2 separate regions of the Homo sapiens genome follow, and region 2 is linked to region 1. A link is a loop called in an ENCODE intact Hi-C map of the cell type or tissue named here. Cell type or tissue: K562. All regions are shown on one strand. Links, peaks and the distances in the headings refer to the core of each region. The heading gives the core; the rest is flanking DNA.

Region 1 (4,390 bases), core at 315-4,314:
GGTACCAGGATGATCCCATTTTTAAGCTTAGGAAACTGAGGCTGGAAACCAGGCAGTCACTTGTCCAAAAGGACAAGGGTCAAGCATTGCAATACAGGTCTGTTCATCTTTGTGCCTTTGGGTTGTGGGGGTGGGAGACAGGATTTTGGAGGTGAAAGAGTAATTAATACAGGACCCAACTGAAAGAACTGAGGACAGAAAAAAAAAAAAAAAGAGAGAGAAGATATTAGTGGTCCCCAAGACAAGGTGTGAGAGGTTTGGGGATAAAGATGAGGACCACAGTTTTTAGGGATCCCCAAGGAGCAGAGGTAGGGTTCCTTGAGTTTAGGATTTCAGAGCTTGGGTTTGAAATTCTGGGAATTTGGGGTCCCAGCATCCAGGGTTGGGGAATCAGAACATTTAGAATCCCCAGTGTGTAGAGTTTAGAGGTCTGTGAATGTGGGGTTCCAGACGGTAGAGTTACTGGTCTGGGAATTTCGTCCACCCCCTGGGAGGCAGGATTAGGGTCTTGGAAGCTGGAGGGGAGAGGAGGTGGAGGTTTCGCTGGCAGGGTTAGGCCTCCAGCACCGGGAGTCCCCCGGGGGCAGCACTTACAGGCCAGGCGTCCCGGAAGGGCACCTGCAAGAGGCCGTCGGGCAGTGGGAGATCAGGCGCGGGCGCTCCGGGCTGCTCGGTGTAGACCGGTCCGCGCGCACTCAGCGCCGCGCCCAGGGCGCACGGGGACTCGGCGGCCTCCTCTGAGAGCCCAGGCTTCAGGCAGACTCTGAAGAAGAGGCGGCAGGGGAGCCGGGCGCTGCAGGGGGACCGCGGGGCCCCAGGGCCTGGACCCGGCCCGAAAGAGTGGATCTGCAGCTCGAAGACGCCAGCGGGCCGTGTCTGGGACGGAGACGGGCGCAGGGTGAGGCGGCCGGGAGGACCCAGGCTTCCCGTCCGCCCCACGCTCCTTCCCCAGGACCTTCAGGTCGCACTCACCCCTCCCCTCCGCATTCATCCCTTTCCACGCCACCTCCCACCTGGCTCTGACCTGGGGGAGGAAAATGAGCGCTAGGATCACAGTCTGGGAGAGGAGCCCGGACATCCGTGGGGAGACCATGGCCTTCTGGTGGGGGGGTCTCGGGAGTCGCAGCTGCTGGCTTCCAAGCCTTATATCTGAGAGAATGGCCCCGCCCCTTCAGGCAGCTACCCGGCCCCAAGGGACCAAGGGCGGGGCGGGGGGGGCGGTCACAGGGGAGGGGGAGCGTGCAGGAGCAACAGCGAGATTCCGTCTGTGGTCGTGGGCACGAGCGAGGTCATGCGTGGGTGATCCCGCGACTTTTTGTGTGGCTAGGGTGGGGTGGGGTTAGGGGGCTAAGCCTGTGTGTGAGGTTGTACATGATTTTAAGATTTTGTGTGTGTGGTATGAACCAGAGCTACCGGAGGGTGCACATGACTTTGTCATTGTGAGTCCACGTGGGACTGTGCGGCTCAGCATACGCCTGGAGTTGTGTGTGATTGACACATTTATGAGGTTGTAAACAATTCTGATTCTGCACGCACACCCGAGTGGGACACTAGAAGTGTACACGACTTCGTGATTGTGTGACGCTTTGAGATTGTGTGGCTGTGTGGCTGCTTCTCTGTGCGTGTGTGTTTATGGGAGATCCTGTATAGGCGTATAAACCTGTGACTTTGTGCTCTGTGCGGGTGTGGTAGAGGCTGTGCAAGGTGGTGAATGGCTGAGGGCGCCTGTGTGTGAATGAGACTGGGTTTGAGAGGTCCACGGATGCAGCCGCGTGTGAATACGATGAAGATCCGGAGTTCTTTGTAGACCCCTGTGTGCGCTGGTTTGTGTGAATGAGACTGGGTTTGGGAGATCCACGGGTGTAGCTGTGTGTGGATACGATGAAGATCCAGGGCTCTTTGTGGACCCCTGTGTGCAGGCGTGTGTGTGTTCCCCCTCCGCAAGACAAAGCCACCCTCCCAAACCCCGCATCGCGGACGCACCAGACGCCAGGGCGAGGAGCTCGGCCTCAAGAGGGGGCTCCCAGCTGTATGTAAATGCCGCCATCTGCCGGGCGGCCGAGCCCCTCCCCCTTCGGGCCGCAGCTGGGCTGCCCGTTTGGCCTCCGGAAGGTGTGAGGAGCAAATGGGCAGGAAATTCCGTCTTCACATACAGGGACCCGCTCCCCCACCCCAGAAGAACTGGGGGGGGGGACATCCCGGGCCCTTCAGAAACCCTTTAGTATTCCAGGACCTCAGCAGGAAAAGCCAATTAGGAGCAGATGTCCCAGCCCCTCTGGTCATAATTGCTCCCTGCCAGGCATGGGGCAAAACCCTTGAGCTGGGGTAACTTCTTTTTTTTCCCCCCCAAAGTAAAAAACTTTAGTGCTTAGAGGCTAATAATTATAGGGGAAAATACAGGTTCAATTTATATGTCTTTTTCCAGAGAAGTAAGATATAGTAACCAACGAAGCCTAGCCCAGCAGAGCCAGGCATACAGTAGGCGCTCTGTTTTTTGTTGTTGCTGTTGTTGTTTTTTTCAGAAGAAGAAGTTTTGCTCTTGTTGCCCAGGCTGGAGTGCAGTGGTGCGATCTTGGCTCACTGCAACCTCCACCTCCCGGGTTCAAGCGATTCTGCTGCCTCAGCCTCCAGAGTAGCTGGGATTACAGGCACCCACCAACACACTCGGCTAATTTTTTATATTTTTAGTAGAGACGGGGTTTCACCATGTTGGCCAGGCTGGTCTCGAACTCCTGACCTTCAAGTGGTCCACCCACCTCGGCTTCCCAAATTGCTGGGATTACAAGCATGAGCCACTAATCCCTGCGCAGTTAATTTTTTAATGAATGAAAGAAGACCAGGCTGGGCACAGCGGCTCACGCCTATAATCCCAGTACTTTCCGAGGCTGAGGCAGGGGACTGCTTGAGGCCAGGAATTTGAGACCAGCCTGGGCAACACAGCAAGACACACTTTTCTACAAAAAAAAAGAAAAGGAGGAGGAGGAGGAGAAAAAAACAGCCTAAAGATTCTTCTCTTAATTCTGACAACAGTGGCGTTTGAGCAAGGCAGCGCCATGGGTCAGATTGGGCAGAACATCCCAGGCTCCTTTTCCCTGTATTTGTCTTTTCCACTCCCTTATTTTTTTTTAATTTATTATTATTGTTTGAGATGGAGTTTTATTCTTTGCCCAAGCTGGAGTGCAGCGGCTCCATCTCCACTCACTGCAACCTCCGCCTTCCAGTTTCAAGCGATTCTCCTGCCTCAGCCTCCCGAGTAGCTGGGATTACAGGTGCGCACCACCATGCCTCGCTAATTTTTGTATTTTTAGTAGAGACAGGGTTTCACCATCTTGGCCAGGCTGGTCTTCAACTCCTGACCTCGTGATCCGCCCACCTCGGCCTCCCAAAGTGCTGGGATTACAGGCGTGACCCAACGTGCCCGGCTCCACTCCCTTCTTTAATTCCTTTTTCACCATTCAGACTTCACCTCCTCCAGGCAGCACTACCTAACACTCCCCAGAAGCATCAAGCACCTCCTCTGAGCTCCCACATCCCCCTATGATTCTTTTATTCTGCCCGACCCCTCTGTCTGTGCCTCCCTCAGCCTTGACCATTCTGGCCTATGAGGTCTTTATTTTTTTGAGATGGGGTCTCTGTTGCCCAGGCTGCGGTGCAGTGGCATTATCCTAGCTTACTGCAGCCTCGACTTCCCGGGCTTAAATGATCCTCCCACCTCAGCCTCCCAAGTAGCTAGGATTACAAGCATGAGCCACCACACCTGGCTAATTTATTATTTTTGGTAGAGATGGGGTCTCCCTATGTTGCCCAGGCTGAACTCCTGGGCAAAAGCGATCCTCCCACCTCGGCCTTCCAAAGTGCTGAGATTACAGGCATGAGCCTCCATGCCTGGCCCTGTGGGGTTTATCTAAGCACAAATCAGACCATTTCCTTCACTTGCATTAGACTTTTCTGTAGCTCCCCAGTGCCTTCTAAATATGTAAGCTTCTAAGGCTGACATTTGAGACCCTCCTTCCACATCCCCCCGAGGTCAGACAAGTTATGTGGCCCCAAGGAGTAAAGCCAGACCTTGTAAACCAAAGTCACCTGGAGGCAAATTAGGTCTAATACTGGGTTAGGTGAGGGAATAGGCTTCCCATCACAGAATATATTTTAACAGAATTTGGGCAACCAGCTATGGAAGGAAGCAAATTCCTGCCCTGGATGATCATTGGGGGGAACAGATTCCAGGTCTGAGATATCTCAGAATGTTTGTTTTTGTTTTGTTTTGTTTTGTTTGGGGTTTTTTTGTTTTTGTTTTGTTTTGTTTTTTTGAGACGGAGTCTCGCTCTGTCACCCAGGCTGCAGTGCAGTGGCTCAATCTCGGCTCACTGCAATCTCCGCCTCCCGGGTT
Region 2 (4,390 bases), core at 284-4,283, 170 kb before region 1:
TATAACATTTCCCTTTGGGGATTTACGGAGTTCCAAGTGCAATTTCATTTATCATTAAAATTTTCTGCAATTATACATTAAAAAGAAGTTTTAATATTTGGTGGCAAATTTTGACAGGAAAGGGCAGAAATGACAACAAGTATATGTTGAGGTAAATGTGGGACTGAGTAAGATGGGTAGACCTTACTCAGTTACTTAATTTTTGTGATTTTTAGCTTAACATTTTCTGCTTTTCCACATGGACATTCTGGATGTTTCTCTGGACTGTTAGGGGTTGCTCCCCCAGCTTTTTAAGCTTTGACTTTAGTGTGATGTATTCAGGAGTTGATTCCTGTAAATTTTACTACTGAGAGGGTTGAAAGAAGAACAGTGGAGGGCCCTTCCCAGCTTGGCTTAGGGAAGGAGAGAGATGAGATTTTTCACTAATACTAAATTTCCTGGATTAAATAAAGATGGTTTTAGTTCCTGGACTTGGGCTTTCACTAGTTGTGTTAATGCCCTGAGACTTCCTTGCCTCTGTCTTAGCTGGCTGACCAGTTAATTTATTTCCTTTGCTTACCTTATTTATTTTCTTTTGATGTTCCCTACAATGCATCCTGCTATTTCTTGTGGAAGAAAAACTGAGGATAATAACCTATTAATTTCCTGGTGATATTTTATGGGAGATTCATTAGTGGTAAGAAAATGCCTTTCCTTTTAAATAGCAGCATGAGCATGGACAATTAGGAAAGCATACTTGGAGTTAGTAGAAATGTTAGCTATCTTTCTCTGGCTTAATTTAAGTGCTCTTGTAAGAGCTATTAGCTCAGCTAATTGAGTGCTTGTGTTTGGGGCAGTGACTACTGCTCATCCTGCCTTATGTACTTCTTGCTTTACTGGCTGTTTACTAGCTAAGAGCTCCCCTTAGAGGTCAGTGATCCTGCCACATTATGTGGGCTGTAAACAGTTGAATTATTTCCTAGGGTTAACTTGGAGGCTTTTTTGACTAGTAGAGCTATTATGACAATGACTTGGAAGCACGTGTAAATAGGTCTTTCTAACTACAGCTAAGGTTGAAAAAAATATTGGATTAGAGTTTTTCCCGAGATGCCCTTTACAGTTGTGCTATGAGAAGAGCGGAGGCCTGGATTAGAGAGGAGAAAAGAGAGAGACTGGCTCTAGTGCTTAGAAGGAGGTTTACTTTCCTTTTGTAAATTTCCAGAATCCTCTAGGACTCCTGTGCTCTATGGCAGTTTGAGTCACTGGAGCCAATGTTGGAGCCCTTGGACCCATCATTCCTGCTGGACCATCTGTGAGGCTGATTTTGAACCCAGTGACCTCTGCCTCTGGGGGTAGTTCTGTTTCCAGTGGTTTTTGCCACAGCCTGGATAGGGTTGAGTTTGCTTCATCTTGCTGCCTGGGCATTCCTTTTAAAAATGCTCTGGGCTGCCATGCCAATAGCAACTAGTGGATGTACCTTGGGGATTCTGGACTTTACAAGCTTGCAAAGCTGCTGCTGGAGCCTCTGTCCTTCTCTTGAGATTCCCCCGCTTTTGTTGGGACTCCTCCTTGTCCCTATTATAAAAGACCAAAGTCGCCACTTGCAGGAGGTTCTCTAAGGTGGTATTTTGTCCTAAGCTTGCTTTTTTAGTTTTAATATCAGGAGCTGCTTTTGTAATAAACTTCTCCTTCAAAATGAGCTGTTCCTCCATTGAATTAGGGGATAAGGAGATGTACTCTATTAGTGCCTCTCTTGGCCTTTCCATAAAGGCTACAGAATTATTATCTGGCTTTTGGTTCATTATAGACAGCTTAGAGTAACTGAGAGGTTTGGCCCTGGTTTCCTCTAGGCCTTTTATAGTGAGTATTAAAAAGTACTTCCTTTTCCTATCATTTCCTGAGCTATTGAAGTTTTAGTTAGGGTTGTTTATGAGAACCGCTTCCCTCCCATTTAGTAAAAATGCCATGTCCTTGTGCAAAAGAAAATAAATTGCTTTTCTCTTTACAGTTTTGAGATTAAGGAAGTTTCAGTGTTTCAGAGTGCACTCCAGAGGGGTGCAACCTAAAGATAATTTATTATCCATTTAGAAAAAGAAGAAAGAATACAAAGCATCTTCTTAGTCTCCTTCCTTTTGGTATGACCCAGAGTGGAGGAGCAGACAGGGAGCATCCTCTGATTACTTCCCCTCCCTGGTTTCTGGATCCCGGCACCATGTTAAATGTGCCACCCATGGCTGTAGGTGTGGTCCTCCAAGCCATAGAGCTGGATGAACTAAGTGATGGGGCTACCCGTGCTTACCCATGCAGTCTTAGCTTATCTGCCTTGTGTGATTTACCTTTGATTTCCTAAACATGTGCAGTTTGCCTGGCTCCCTGAAAACGGATCTCCGGGGAGACTGTGTCACCTCTGGGCAAGGCTCCTTTAATGGAGGCAATGTGCTAGATTGCCTGCTATTATGACCCGTGCTAATGCATTTACCCTTTAAAAAAAACTGTTCTGGTTAACTTCTAAACTTAATATCCCCTTACCAATTAAGTACTGTCTTAATTGGAGACAGAATAGGTGCCTTAAAAGAGTGTAGGAACCGAATGGCAGTTTTCCTACTGATGGGACAATATTGGGACTAAAATCTGGCTGTGGAAGACATCTTACTCCTAATGGTTGAAACCAGAGTTTCCCGTCCACAGAAGTAGCAGTAAAAAAGTGCAAAATGGAGAAATTGTGAAGCTGCAACGTACCACAGAGAACCAAGTGTCTCATGAAGAGGATTTTTATTTCCACCAGGTGGCGGTTTTGGCTTAGAAATACCATGTGCTCACCAGCGAAACCTTAGAGAGACAGACGTTTATTGAGTTACTGCCTGCCTTGATTCATGATCTTCTCTAACAGACCTGTTTCCCTGAACTGTAAAGATTCCTGCACATTAGACACAGTGAGAGAGACAGTAAGAGACCGCGGGTAGAGAGAGAAAGAAAGTTTGGTGGCAGGATAGCTGGAAGAGAGCCTAGAGATTAAAAGACAGATTTAAAGTTGAGATTTGCTCCATACTCACCAGTCTGATGAATGAATTCCCATTCCTGGCCAATGCACCTAAAAGATATGGCTCCGATGACTGGAGGGAACCAGGGTCCTTGGTCTCGTGCTGATAAGATTAACAACATGGACACATGTGGAGTGGTTTTAAGGGGTGAAAAGTTTCATAGGCAAGAAAGAAGGAAGGAAGAAAACAGCTCCCCCGTACAGAGACAGAGAGAGGGGGATTCGAACAAAAAACCCCCCATGCTCCCCACCCTGTGTCCAAGTGTTCTCATTGTTCAATTCCCACCTACGAGTGAGAACATGCGGTGTTTGGTTTTCTGTCCCTGCGATAGTTTGCTCAGAATGATGGGGGGAGGGAAAGCATTAAGAGAAATACCTAATGTAAATGACGAGTTAATGGGTGCAGCACACCAACATGGCACATGTATACATATGTAACAAACCTGCACGTTGTGCACATGTACCCTAGAACTTAAAGTATAATAATAAATAAAAACCTATCACACACACACACATAAAAACCATGTGTGGTGGAAAAGTGATTGCTTATATTGGGATGCTGGAGGAGGCGGCTTCTGGTTTCCATAGGGCCCAGGGGATTGGTTTGACCAGGTGTGTAATTTCTGTAGCCTGTGAAAAATCTGGCCCTCCCATCTTAGCCCTTTAATATGCAAATGCGGGTTGCCATGATGTTTCGAACACATGGTGTTATCTGAAAGTGGCCATGACACTTGGTACACCTGGTGACAAGGAAAAGATGGCAGGAATCACCACATTGAGTGAACCTCGTTTCTAATGACCCAGTATTTGCATATCAAAGCTTGCTCTCCTGGCCCTTCAAGCCACCTTTTCTGTTAGAAAAGAGATGGTTTGGGGGTTGTTTCTTATTACAGGAAAATTTCCACCAAGAACTTTTACCCTTACTATCTACCTAAAAATTATTTCTTAATAACTCCTGTATCACAAGGATGAGAAATAGTGTCCATGTAGGTCCTGAGAATAAAAAAAAAGAGCCTAATCCATGATATATAATACCTAAAAATGGCTTTGGAAGTGCATATTTTATTGTGGCCAATGTTTGACCTCTTTAAAAAGCTATAATATCATGACAGTGTGGTGCTGGCTTAAGGAGAGGCATAGAAATCAAAGGAGTAGAATAGAGAGCCTAGAAACACTCACAGAGGGTCACCTGAGAGTCCACAATGGGCTACGACCATCGCATTGGAAAAGGACAGACTTCTCAACACGTGATGCTGGGAAAACTGGACTTACACATACTGGTCCCTTAGCTTATAACATATACAATAGTGAACTCAAAATGTATCAATGAGTAAACGTAAGACCTTCAATGATAATGATAGGAGAAATGAT

Evidence for each region. Hi-C counts contacts between places; a loop is a spot of excess contacts. Peaks named below come from ENCODE experiments on the same cell type or tissue, not always from the same donor. Only the 100,000 strongest peaks of a DNase experiment are listed, where the experiment ranks them.
Region 2: it touches region 1 in a loop (6-fold over the local background); 5 of 110 quality-filtered maps call a loop at or near these places.

What each region holds. Positions count from the first base shown.
Region 1 is chr19:39,495,678-39,500,067 of GRCh38, reverse strand. DLL3 (delta like canonical Notch ligand 3) reads right to left here and starts at 1,121. Exons shown (of 9, transcript NM_203486.3): 1 at 1,025-1,121; 2 at 595-876. The coding sequence starts at 1,093. RefSeq lists a silencer at 1,742-1,801 and an enhancer at 1,425-2,417. In K562, for the core only: a CTCF peak has its summit at 2,061 (motif pointing left); DNase peaks (open chromatin) are centred at 1,197 and 2,037; H3K4me3 peaks cover 370 bases.
Region 2 is chr19:39,670,550-39,674,939 of GRCh38, reverse strand. No RefSeq gene overlaps it. Among named protein-coding and RNA genes, the nearest start is that of LGALS16, 17 kb to the right of the region's middle. In K562, for the core only: CTCF peaks have their summits at 937 and 2,772 (motif pointing right); a DNase peak (open chromatin) is centred at 2,769.